Linked DNA regions of Homo sapiens: region 1 is linked to region 2. A link is an interaction called in ENCODE POLR2A ChIA-PET data of the cell type or tissue named here. Cell type or tissue: CD4-positive, alpha-beta T cell. All regions are shown on one strand. Links, peaks and the distances in the headings refer to the core of each region. The heading gives the core; the rest is flanking DNA.

What was found. ChIA-PET counts read pairs that join two places held together with the same protein. Peaks named below come from ENCODE experiments on the same cell type or tissue, not always from the same donor. Only the 100,000 strongest peaks of a DNase experiment are listed, where the experiment ranks them.
Region 1: POLR2A ChIA-PET joins it to region 2 with 5 read pairs; 3 of 35 experiments call an interaction of 5 or more read pairs at or near these places.

Annotation. Positions count from the first base shown.
Region 1 is chr14:39,196,586-39,201,969 of GRCh38, reverse strand. It overlaps the pseudogene LOC100313942. Among named protein-coding and RNA genes, the nearest start is that of PNN-AS1, 23 kb to the right of the region's middle. In CD4-positive, alpha-beta T cell, for the core only: no CTCF peak of the experiment used is centred there; no DNase peak of the experiment used is centred there.
Region 2 is chr14:39,466,552-39,471,935 of GRCh38, reverse strand. LOC105370461 (a long non-coding RNA gene) reads right to left here. Exons shown (of 8, transcript XR_007064121.1): 2 at 1,536-1,618. Among named protein-coding and RNA genes, the nearest start is that of FBXO33, 37 kb to the right of the region's middle. RefSeq lists an enhancer at 3,594-3,663. In CD4-positive, alpha-beta T cell, for the core only: no CTCF peak of the experiment used is centred there; a DNase peak (open chromatin) is centred at 2,385.

The DNA of each region.
Region 1 (5,384 bases), core at 187-5,186, 270 kb after region 2:
TCACTTGAGCTCAGGAGTTCGAGACCAGCCTGAGCAACATGGTGAGATCCCTGTCTCTACAAAAAATAAAATAAAATTAGCTGGGCGCGGTGACATGCAGCTGTAGTCCCAGGTACTTGGAAGGCTGAGCCAGGATGTTGAGGCTGTAGTGATCTGTGATCCTGCCACTGCACTCCAGCCTGGGAGATTGAGCAAGATCCTATCTCATAAAATAAAATTTTAAAAAATCAAACAATAAACATGTTTTTTAAGGTTATGGAATTGGACTGAATTGTGAAGATCGCCTGATATCACAGGGAAAGTCAACAGAACTTTTTTTTTTTTTTTTTTTTTTTTGAGTCTTTGCTCTGTCGCCCAGGCTGGAGTGCAGTGGCACAATCTCAGCTCACTGCAAGCTCCGCCTCCCGGGTTCACACCATTCTCCTGCCTCAGCCTCCCGAGTAGCTGGGACTACAGGCGCCCGCCGCCACGCCCGGCTAATTTTTTGTATTTTTTAGTAGAGACGGGGTTTCACCGTGTTAGCCAGGATGGTCTCAATCTCCTGACCTCATGATCCGCCCGCCTCGGCCTCCCAAAGTGCTGGGATTACAGGTGTGAGCCACCACGCCTGGCCCAAGAGAACATTTTTGGTAACAGTTTCAGGAAGGGAAGTTACATCTTTTTATATATTTATTCATTTTTTAATTAATGGGGTGCTACACACTTTTTTTTTTTTTTTTGAGACAGCCTTGCCCTGTCTTCCAGACTGGAGTGCAGTGGCACAATCATGACTCAATGCAACCTCCACCTCCTGGACTCAGGTGATCTTCTTGCCTTAGGAAGGACTACAGGTACGCCACCATGCCTGGCTAATTTTTGTATTTTTTGTAGACATGGGGTTTTGCCATTTTACCCAGGCTGATCTTGAACTCCTGGGCTTAAGTGATCCACCTGCCTCAGTCTCTGGAAGTGTTGGAATTACAGGTGTGAGCCACTGCACCAGGTGAAAAATTACATATTAATGAATTAAGACTTTGCTATGATCTGAATATCTGTGTCCCACCCCCCCCCCATCAAATTCATATGTTGAAATCCTAGCCCCCAGGGGTGATGGTACTAGAAAGTGAGGTCCTTGAGTGGATTCGTGACCTTATAAAAGAGGGCCAAGAGAGACTCCTCATCCCTTATATTATGTGAGGTCACAGCAAGAAGATGCCATCTATGAGGAAGCGGGCCCTTACCAGACACCTAATCTTATCTTGTTCTTGGACTTCCCAGGTTCCAGAACTGTGAGAAGTTTCTGTTGTTTATAAGCTACCCAGTTTATGGTATTTTGTTATAGCAGCCAGAGTGGACAAAGACAGACTTATTATTCCAACATTTTATAAGTCCAACCACCAAAAGAAATGTTCTTGTCTTCCTGAAGAAGTGCCTCACTTTTTCTTTAACTGTGATCCAGTCAAGTATGGCTTAGAAAATAGTCACAGGAGTTTCCACTGTAGACAAGAGGTAGACAAAGGAGCTTCCTGCAAACTGGAAAAATATTTTTAAATTTCCTATACATAAACAACAAATCGGTGGAAATGCAATAAAAAGAAAAAAATCCTGTTCACAATAGCAAATAATTTGTTTTAGCAAAAGACACTCTACGGCTAAACTTAATAAAAATGTACAAGACCTGATGAAGAAAACTATAAAATGTTACTGCAGAATATAGATGATAGAATAAATGCAGAGTTATACTTGTTTCTGTTTAGAGTCAATATTCTAAAGATGTTGATTACTTCTAAATTTATAAAGGCCATATAATTGCAATGAAAATGTTAACTTTTTGGGGAACTTGAAAAATGATTCTAAAGTTTTCATTAAAAATAAATATATAGCCAGGCATGGTGGCTCATGCCTGTAATCCTAGCACTTTGGGAGGCCTAGGCAGGTGGATCACAGGATCAGGAGTTTGAGACCAGCCTGACCAACATGGTGAAACTCCATCTCTACTAAAAATACAAAAATTAGCCAGGCATGGTGGCGCATGCCTGTAGTCCCAGCTACTCAGGAGGCTGAGGCAGGAGAATCGCTTGAACCCAGGAGGCAGAGGTTGCAGTGAGCTGAGATCGCACCACTGCACTCCAGCCTGGGCAACAAAGAGAGACTCTGTCTCAAAAAAATAATAACAATAAAAATAAATATTTTGGAAAAATTGGAAAAGAAGCATATTGGGGGGGACTTAGCATACCAGATATTAAAACCTACTATAAAACAATTTTAGGCTGGACGTGGTGGCTCACGTCTGTAATCCCAGCATTTTGGGAGGCTGAGGCGGGTGGATCACGAGGTCAGGAGATCGAGACCATCCTGGCTAACACGGTGAAACCCCATCTCTGCTAAAAATACAAAAAATGAGCCGGGCATGGTGGCGTGTGCCTGTAGTCCCAGCTACTCGGGAGGCTGAGGCAGGAGAATGGCATGAACCCAGGAGGCAGAGCTTGCAGTGAGCCGAGATCGTCGCCCCATTGCACTCCAGCCTGCGAGACAAAGCAAGACTCTGTCTCAAAAAAAAAAAAAAAAAAAAATTTAATATAGCATTCAATTAAATAGACCCAAGAAAATATGATAATTTGCTATATGGTTGCATTTTAATTCAGGGAGGGAGACAAAGATTATTCAATAAATTATACTGGAAGAACTAACAGCAACTTGAAAAAAAAAGTTAATTCTGACCTTTTTTTTTTTTTTTTTTTTTTGAGATGGAGTTTCACTCTCGTCATCCAGGCTAGAGTGCAATGGTGTGATCTCAGCTCACTGCAACCTCTGCCTCCTGGGTTCAAGCGATTCTCCTGCCTCAGCCTCTAGAGTTGCTGGGATTACAGGCGTGCACCACCACGCCCGGCTAATTTTGTATTTTTAGTAGAGATGGGGTTTCTCAATGTTGGTCAGGCTTGTCTCAAACTCCCAACCTCAGGTGATCCGCCCTCTTCTCAAGGTGCTGGGATTATAGGCGTGAGCCACCGTGCTTGGCCATTCTTATCTTTTTTTAAACAACTAAATAAATTTCAGATATATTAACAGTTAAATGTAAAAAAAACTACAAATGTGCTAGAAAACACATTTGACTCTTTATTAATGAAATGTAGAAGGCCAGGCGCAGTGGCTCACACCTGTAATCCCAGCACTCTGGGAGACTGAGGCAGGCGGATCACCTGAGGTCAGGAGTTCAAGACCAGCCTGGCCAACATGGTGAAACCCTGTCTCTACTAAAAATACAAAATTAGCTGGGTGTGTTGACAGGCGCCTGTAATCCCAGCTACTTGGGAGGCTGAGGCAGAAGGATTGCTTGAACCCAGGAGGCTGAGGTTGCAGTGAACGAGACTGTGCCACTGCACTCCAGCCTGGGCAACAAGATCATAATTCTGTCTCAAAACAGAAAAAAAAAAAGAAAGAAAAGTAGAAGAGTACAAAATTTCTTTATGAGCTTGCTCTTTTCAACCTCAAATAAATAAAGCTGACAAAATCCATGTTGGTAAGGATATGGGGAAAAAAAGCAACCTCCTCTATAGTCGGTAGCAGTATAAATTTATAAATTTGTATAAATTTCCAATATACTTGAAATGTCTCATTGACCCATCAATTTTACATATATGAATTTACTCTAAGGATATAATATTACACATGGGAAGAGATATATGCACTGGAATTACTTATAATATTGAAAAATTGTAGGCCGGCACGGTGGCTCACACCTGTAATCCCAGCACTTTGGGAGGCCGAGGTGGGCGGATCACCTGAGGTTGGGATTTCGAGACCAAACTGACCAACATGGGGAAACCTCGTCTCTACTAAAAATACAAAATTTGCTAAGTGTGGTGGCACATGCCTGTGATCCCAGCTACTGGGGAGGCTGAGGCAGGAGAATTGCTTGAACCCGGGAGGCGGAGGTTGCGGTGAGCCAAGATCGCGCCATTGCACTCCAGCCTGGGCAACAAGAGCAAAACTCCATCTCAAAAAAAGAAAAATTGTAAACAACTTAGAAGTCCATCTCTAAAGTATTGTTAGTTATAGAATGTCTGTTTGCTTTCAAAGGGAACAAATAACCTTGTCTTCAACAAGACAAATGTATTTTTTTTTTTTTGAGACGGAGTCTCGCTCTGTCGCCCAGGCTGGAGTGCAGTGGCGCGATCTCAGCTCACTGCAACCTCCGCCTCCCGGGTTCAAGAGATTCTCCTGCCTCAACCTCTTAAGTAGCTGGGATTACAGGTGCGCGCTACCATGCCCGGCTAATTTTTGTATTTTTAGTAGAGTCAGGGTTTCTCCATGTTGCTCAGGCTGGTCTCAAACTCCTGACCTTGTGATCCGTCTGCCTTGGCCTCCCAAAGTGCTGGGATTACAGGCGTGAGCCACCACGCCCAGCCGACAAATGTATTTTTCACACAAAATTGCAATGAGGATAGGAGGTACGATGGGTATGTTTCACAAGATCATTCAGATTCCTTCTGTCACTTTACTCCACTTTCCTCCTTTGTGTGGTCCATCCTTACCACTACCAAACACATGCTACAGTTGGTAAAAGGGAAAGAAAGTAGAGTCTGACCTGGAAGTTTCCTCATAACTTCCACTCACATCACATGATAGCCATGCCTAGCTGAATGAGCCAATGAGAAATGTAGTTTGTACACATAAGCAACATGTCTCCAGCTTGGAGACTATCTAATAATCAAAGGAAGAAGGTAAAAAATGGATTTCAAAGACTATTATCCCTTTCCATCAGCGATATCGATTAAAGTACACTACATCATTCAGTGAAAAACTCTGCAGCCATTAAAAATAAGAGACAGGCCAGGTTTGGTGGTTCACACGTGTATCCCAGCACTTTGGGAGGCCGAGTCGGGAACATCACTTGAGAACAGGAGTTAGAGACCAACCTGGGCAACATTAGAAGACTCTGTCTCTAAAAAAAATTGGTGGGGTGTAATCGTGTGTCTGTAGTCCCAGCTACTTGGGAGGCTGACGTGGGAGGATTGCTTGAGCCCAGGAATTTGAGGCTGCAGTGAGCTATGACTGTGCCACTGCACTCCAGCTTGGGTGATAAAGCAAGACCTAAAAAATATGTATTATTATACATTATGTATATGGTCACTGTTATATAAAGTTGTATTTGACAGTGAGTGAAAACTGCAACTACAAACATAGGATAATTCTATTTGAAAATTATGTGTGTTGTGAATATATATAGGTATACATGTAGGCACCAGTGTGTATGTGTTTGTATTTATGTATTAAATGTATATATTTGAAAATATAGAGTTGTCTGGGAAAATGTTCCCTAACGTATAAATGGCAGTTATTTCTGGAGAATGAGATTGAAAGTGAATGTCTATTTTACAGTTTTTCTTTTATACAAAACAATG
Region 2 (5,384 bases), core at 193-5,192:
AAGATTTGTGGTTGTCATGGATATGAAGGTAAGGATAAATAGGCAGAGCACAGAGGATCTGGAGGGCAGTGGAACTACCTTATATGATACTATAATGAAGGATATGTGTCATTATACATTTGTCAAAACATATTGGTGTATTAATAGAATATACAACACCAAGAGTGAACCCTAATGTCAACTATTGACTTTGGGTGAGAATGATGTACCAAGGTAGGTTCATTGATGGTAAAAAAAAAAAAAAAAAAAAAAAAGTACCACTCTGGTCAGGGATATTGATAGTGTGGGAAATTTTAGGGAGAGAGGGGAATGGGGAGAATATAGGAACTTTCTACTTTCAGCTTAATTTTGTGTAAACTAAAACTGCTCTAAAAAAAATTTGCAACAAAAAACTGTGTGGATTTCTTGTTTATAATCCACTCCATTAGACAAAACCTGTACCCACAAATCTCTTCAAGATAAGTCCTAGAGCTTCCTATAAGGGTGCCGAGGGACAATGCTCTTAAAATTCTCAAAGGACTTTTTCTTTAATAAAGAGGATCTGTAAGGTATGTCATGTCCTTAAGATAATTAGAGAGACTACTGTCTGTGTGAGGCATGACATTAAATTTCCTGAGGTATTAGAACTAAGATTTTACAATCACTCCCTTGGCTTCATGATAAACCATGTTTTAATGACAGTACCCTAGATTTGCTCTCCTTCCATAAAGAATCTTCTTAATTTTAGAATTCTCTGCCGTCAGGAAAAACTGGAAAAGAGAAAGCTTTATTTTCAAGTCCAAGAAGTTCTGGCTCCTTTATATTTAACAATTATTTCTTTAGCTTACCTCTCTCCTATCATTTTACTATAAGCAGCAAGAAGAAGCCAGACAATCACCATTTTCTGCTTTTCACATTACCACAGGTGATAAGGTGGCCAAACTTCATGTCATTACCTAACAATGATCCTCTTTCCTCCAGCTCCAATGATATTTTTTCACTCTCCTCTAAACCCTCTCTGATAGCCTCCTTGAGGTCCATCAGCCTTCCACAGTCACCTGAAGGCCCTCTCACCTTCTGCCCTCTGTCTAGTCCTGCCTAATCCTGTCTAGTCTAGCTTCAGCCACTACCACATTTTAGATTTCTGTTACATGGCACTCACTTCCAGATAACAAAATCTGTTTTTATGATTGCATAACAAGTTCCTCCAAAATTTAGTGGCTTAAAACAACAATATTTATTTTTGTCAGGTATTTGCAATTTGGACAGGGCTCAGTGAGAATAATTCCTTTTTTTGCTCCACTCAGCATCGACTGGGGAAGCTTGAAGGCTGGAGACTAGAATCATCTGAAGGTTCATTCATATACCTGGTGGTTGAGTCTGGCTATTAGTTGAAACCTTAGCTGGGGCTATAAGCTGGAACATCTTCACTGGCCCCTCCATGTGGCCTGAGATTCCTCACAATTTCCAACAAGTCATGAAGTCACAGAGTGTTAATTCTTCAGCACTCAATTCATTGAAGCTGTTCAATTCAAGAGAATAGAAATGGATTTTACCTCTTGATGCAGGGAAGTGGCAAAGTTCTAGAAGATCATCAAGGGCTGGAAATATTGCTGTGGTCATTCCAGAGAAATGCAATCTATAAAACAAATAAAGATGCAGCAATCCTAAATAAAGTACAACTAAACAGAATCTAGCAACTTATCAAATGAATACTACCATATGATCAAGTAGAGTATACTCCAGGAATATAAATTACTTCAACACCAGGAACTACAGAAGTATAAATCATTAACTTTATCAATGAATTGGAAAATTGAAAAATATATCATAAATGAGATCATACACAAATGATAGATTTGGAAGAAAAGTATTAGGAACATACATGACAAATGATTAATAACTGTAACATATAAAGAATTCTTACCTTTCACAAGAAAAATATACAAGTCAATAGAAAATTAGGCAATGAATATAAATAGTCAATTTATTCTAAAGCAAGTACAAAAAAGAAAACATGAAAAGACCAAAGACTGGGGGAAAAAACAAGATGGCATAATAGAATCCTGCACCAATCATCCCCCTAACAGGAACACCAAATTTAACACCTATTTACACAAAAAAGTACATTCATAAGAAGCAAAAATCAGGTGAGCACTCACAGTACCTGGTTTTCACTTCATATTACTGAAAGGCACCATAAAGGGTAGGAAAGACAGTCTTGAATTGCCGACACCACACCTCCCTCCTCCCTGCCCCCATCCTCCAGCAGCAGCTGCATGGCACAGAGAATCTGTGCACTCAAGGAAGAAGGATGCAGCTATTGTGAGACATTGCATTGAACTTAGTGCTACCCTGTCATAGCAGAAAGCAGAACCAGTATGTACTTGGCTGAAGCCCACCCACAGAGGGAGCACTTGGACCAGCCATAGCCAGAGGGGAATCACCCATCTCAGAGGTCAGAATTTGAGTTCAGGCAAGCCTCGCCACGGCGGGCTGGAGTGCTCTGGGGCTCTAAATAAACTTGAAAGTCAGTCTAGGCTGCAATGACAGCAATTCCTAAGCAAGTCCTACTGCTGAACTGGCCTCAGAGGCAGTGTACTGGGGTGGGTGGGGCATGTGACCAATTGAGACACCAGCCAAGGCAACAAAGGGAGTGCTTGCACTACTCCCCCAAATCAAGGCTGCATAGCTCACAGCTCTGAAAGAGACTCCTTCTTTTTGGGGAGGGGAGGCGAAGAGAGGGGAGAATAAAGAGGACTTTGTCTTGCATCTAGAATACTAGCTCAGCCACCGTAGGAGAGGGCACAGTGGTAAGGCCCCCTTTCCAGGCCCTAGCTCCCAAATGACATTTCTAGGCACACCCTGGGCCAGAAGGAAACTTGCTGCCTTGAAGGGAAGGAACCAGTTTTGGCAGGACCCATCACCTGCTGACTAAAGAGCACTTGGGCCCTGAATAATCAGCAGCAATACCCAGGTAGTATTCCATGGGCCATAGGAGAGACACTGAGATGTGCTGGCTTTAGGTAAGACACAGCACATTCCCAGCTGTGGTGGCTATGGGGAGAGACTCCATCTGCTTGAGAAAAGCAGAGAAAAGTAAAGGGAGCTTTGTCGTGCACCTTAGATACCAGGTTGGTACTTCTGGACCTGCCCTGGTCCAGAGGGGATCCCAGCACCCTGAAGGATGAGTCTCAGACCTGGCAACATTCACCTCAAGCTAATTGAAGAGCCCTTGGGCCTTAAGTGAACATCAGTGGAAGCCTGGCAGCACTCCTCATAGGCCAGTGATGGTGGTGTCCACAGGGTTAGGATCCTCTGCCTGTGGAAAGTGGAGGGAAGAGCGGGAAGGCCTGCATCTCATGATTTGAGTGCCAGCTCAGCAGCAGTACAACAGAACACCAGGTAGATGTCTAAGGTTTTTTACTCCAGTACATGGCTCATGGATGACACCTCCGGACCCACCCGGGGTCTGGGGGAACTTGCCGCCCTGAAGGAAAGGACACAAGTCTGTCCCACTTTGCCACCTGCTGACTGTACCGCCCTAGAGCCTTGAGCAAACATAGGTAGCACCCAAGTAGTGGTTACTGCAGGCCTTCGGCAAGACTTCATGCTGTGCTGACTTCAGGTCTGACCCAGTGCAGTCCCAGTGGTGGTCACAGAGCTGCTTGTGTCACCCCCATCCCCAGCCACAGGTAGTTCATCGCAGAGACAGAAACTACTTTTGTTTGGGAGAAAATAAAGGAAGAGAACAAGAGTATCTGCCTGGTAATCTAGAGAAATGTCCTGGATCTTAACCAAGACCAGCAAAGTAGTACCTATACAAATCTACAAGAACCACAGCATTAGTGGCCTTGGGGTGCCCCCTAATGGAGATACAGCTTACATCACAACACCCAAGTCATTCTGAATACCTGTAAAGCCTTCCCAAGCAGGACAAGCACAAATAAGCCCAGACTGCAAGGACTATAAGTAAACACCTAACTCTTCAATGCCTGACGAACATCTACAATCATCACCACCACCCATGGAAAACATGACCTCAGCAAACCAACTAAATAAGGTGCCAGACATCAATCCTGGAGAAACACAAATATGAAACCTTTCAGAGAAAAAATTCAAAATAGCTGTGTTGAAGAAACTCAAAGAAATTCAAGATAACACAGAGAAGGAATTCAGAATTATATCAGATAAATTTAACAAAGAGATTTAAATAATTAAAAAGAATCAAGCCAAAGTACTGGAGGTAAAAAATCCAACTGACATACTGAATAATGTATCAGAGTCTTTTAATAGCAAAATTGATCAAGCAGAAGAAAGAATTAGTGAGATTGAAGATAGGCTATTTGAAAACACACAGAGGAGACAAAAGAATAAAAAAAAAGCATGCTTACAATATCTAGAAAACAGCTTCAAAAGGGCAAATCTAAGAGTTACTGGTCTCAAAGAGGAGGTAGAGAAAGAGATTGAGGTAGACACTTTATTGAAAGGGATAATAACAGAGAACTTCCCAAGCCTAGGGGAAAATATCAATATCCAAGTATGAGAAGATTATAGAAGACCAAGCAGATTTAACCCAAAGAATACTACCTCAAGGCAGTTAATAATCAAACTTTCAAAGGCCAAAGATTTAAAAAAAAAAGAAAAAAAGAAAAAAAAAGAACCTAAAAGCAGCAAGAGAAAAGAAACAAATAACATACAATGGGGCTCCAATACATTTGGCAGCAGACTTTCCAGTGGAAACCCTATTGGCTAGCAGAGAGTGGCATGACGTATTCAAAGTGCTGAAGGAAAAAAAAAATTTTTTGTTAGAATAGTATATCCAGGAAAACATCCTTCAACATAAAGGAGAAATAAAGATTTTCCCAAACAAAAGCTGAAGGACTTCATCAAAACCAGAACTGTCCTACAAAAAAAAGGTTAAAGGGAATACTTCAATCAAAAAGAAAAGGATATTAATGAGCAATAAGAAATCATCTGAAGGCACAAAACTTACTGGTAAGAGTAAGTACATAGAAAAAAACACAGAATATTATAACACTATAACTGTGGTATGTAAATTACTCTTAAGTAGAAACACTAAAAGATAAACCAATCAAAAATAATAGCTACAACTTTACAAGACAGACACTACAGTAAGATACAAATAAGAAAAACAAAAAGTTAAAAAGTGAGAGACAAAGTTAAGGTGTAGAGTTTTTATTAGTTTTCTTTTTGCTTATTTGTTTATGCAAACATTGATAAGTTGTTATCAGCTTAAAATAATGGTTTATAAGATAGTATTTGCAAGTCTCATGATAACCTCAAATCAAAAACCATACAACAGATATAGGAAAAATAAAAGACAAAAAATTAAATCATACCACCAGAGAAAATCACCTTCAATAAAACAAAGACAGGAAGGA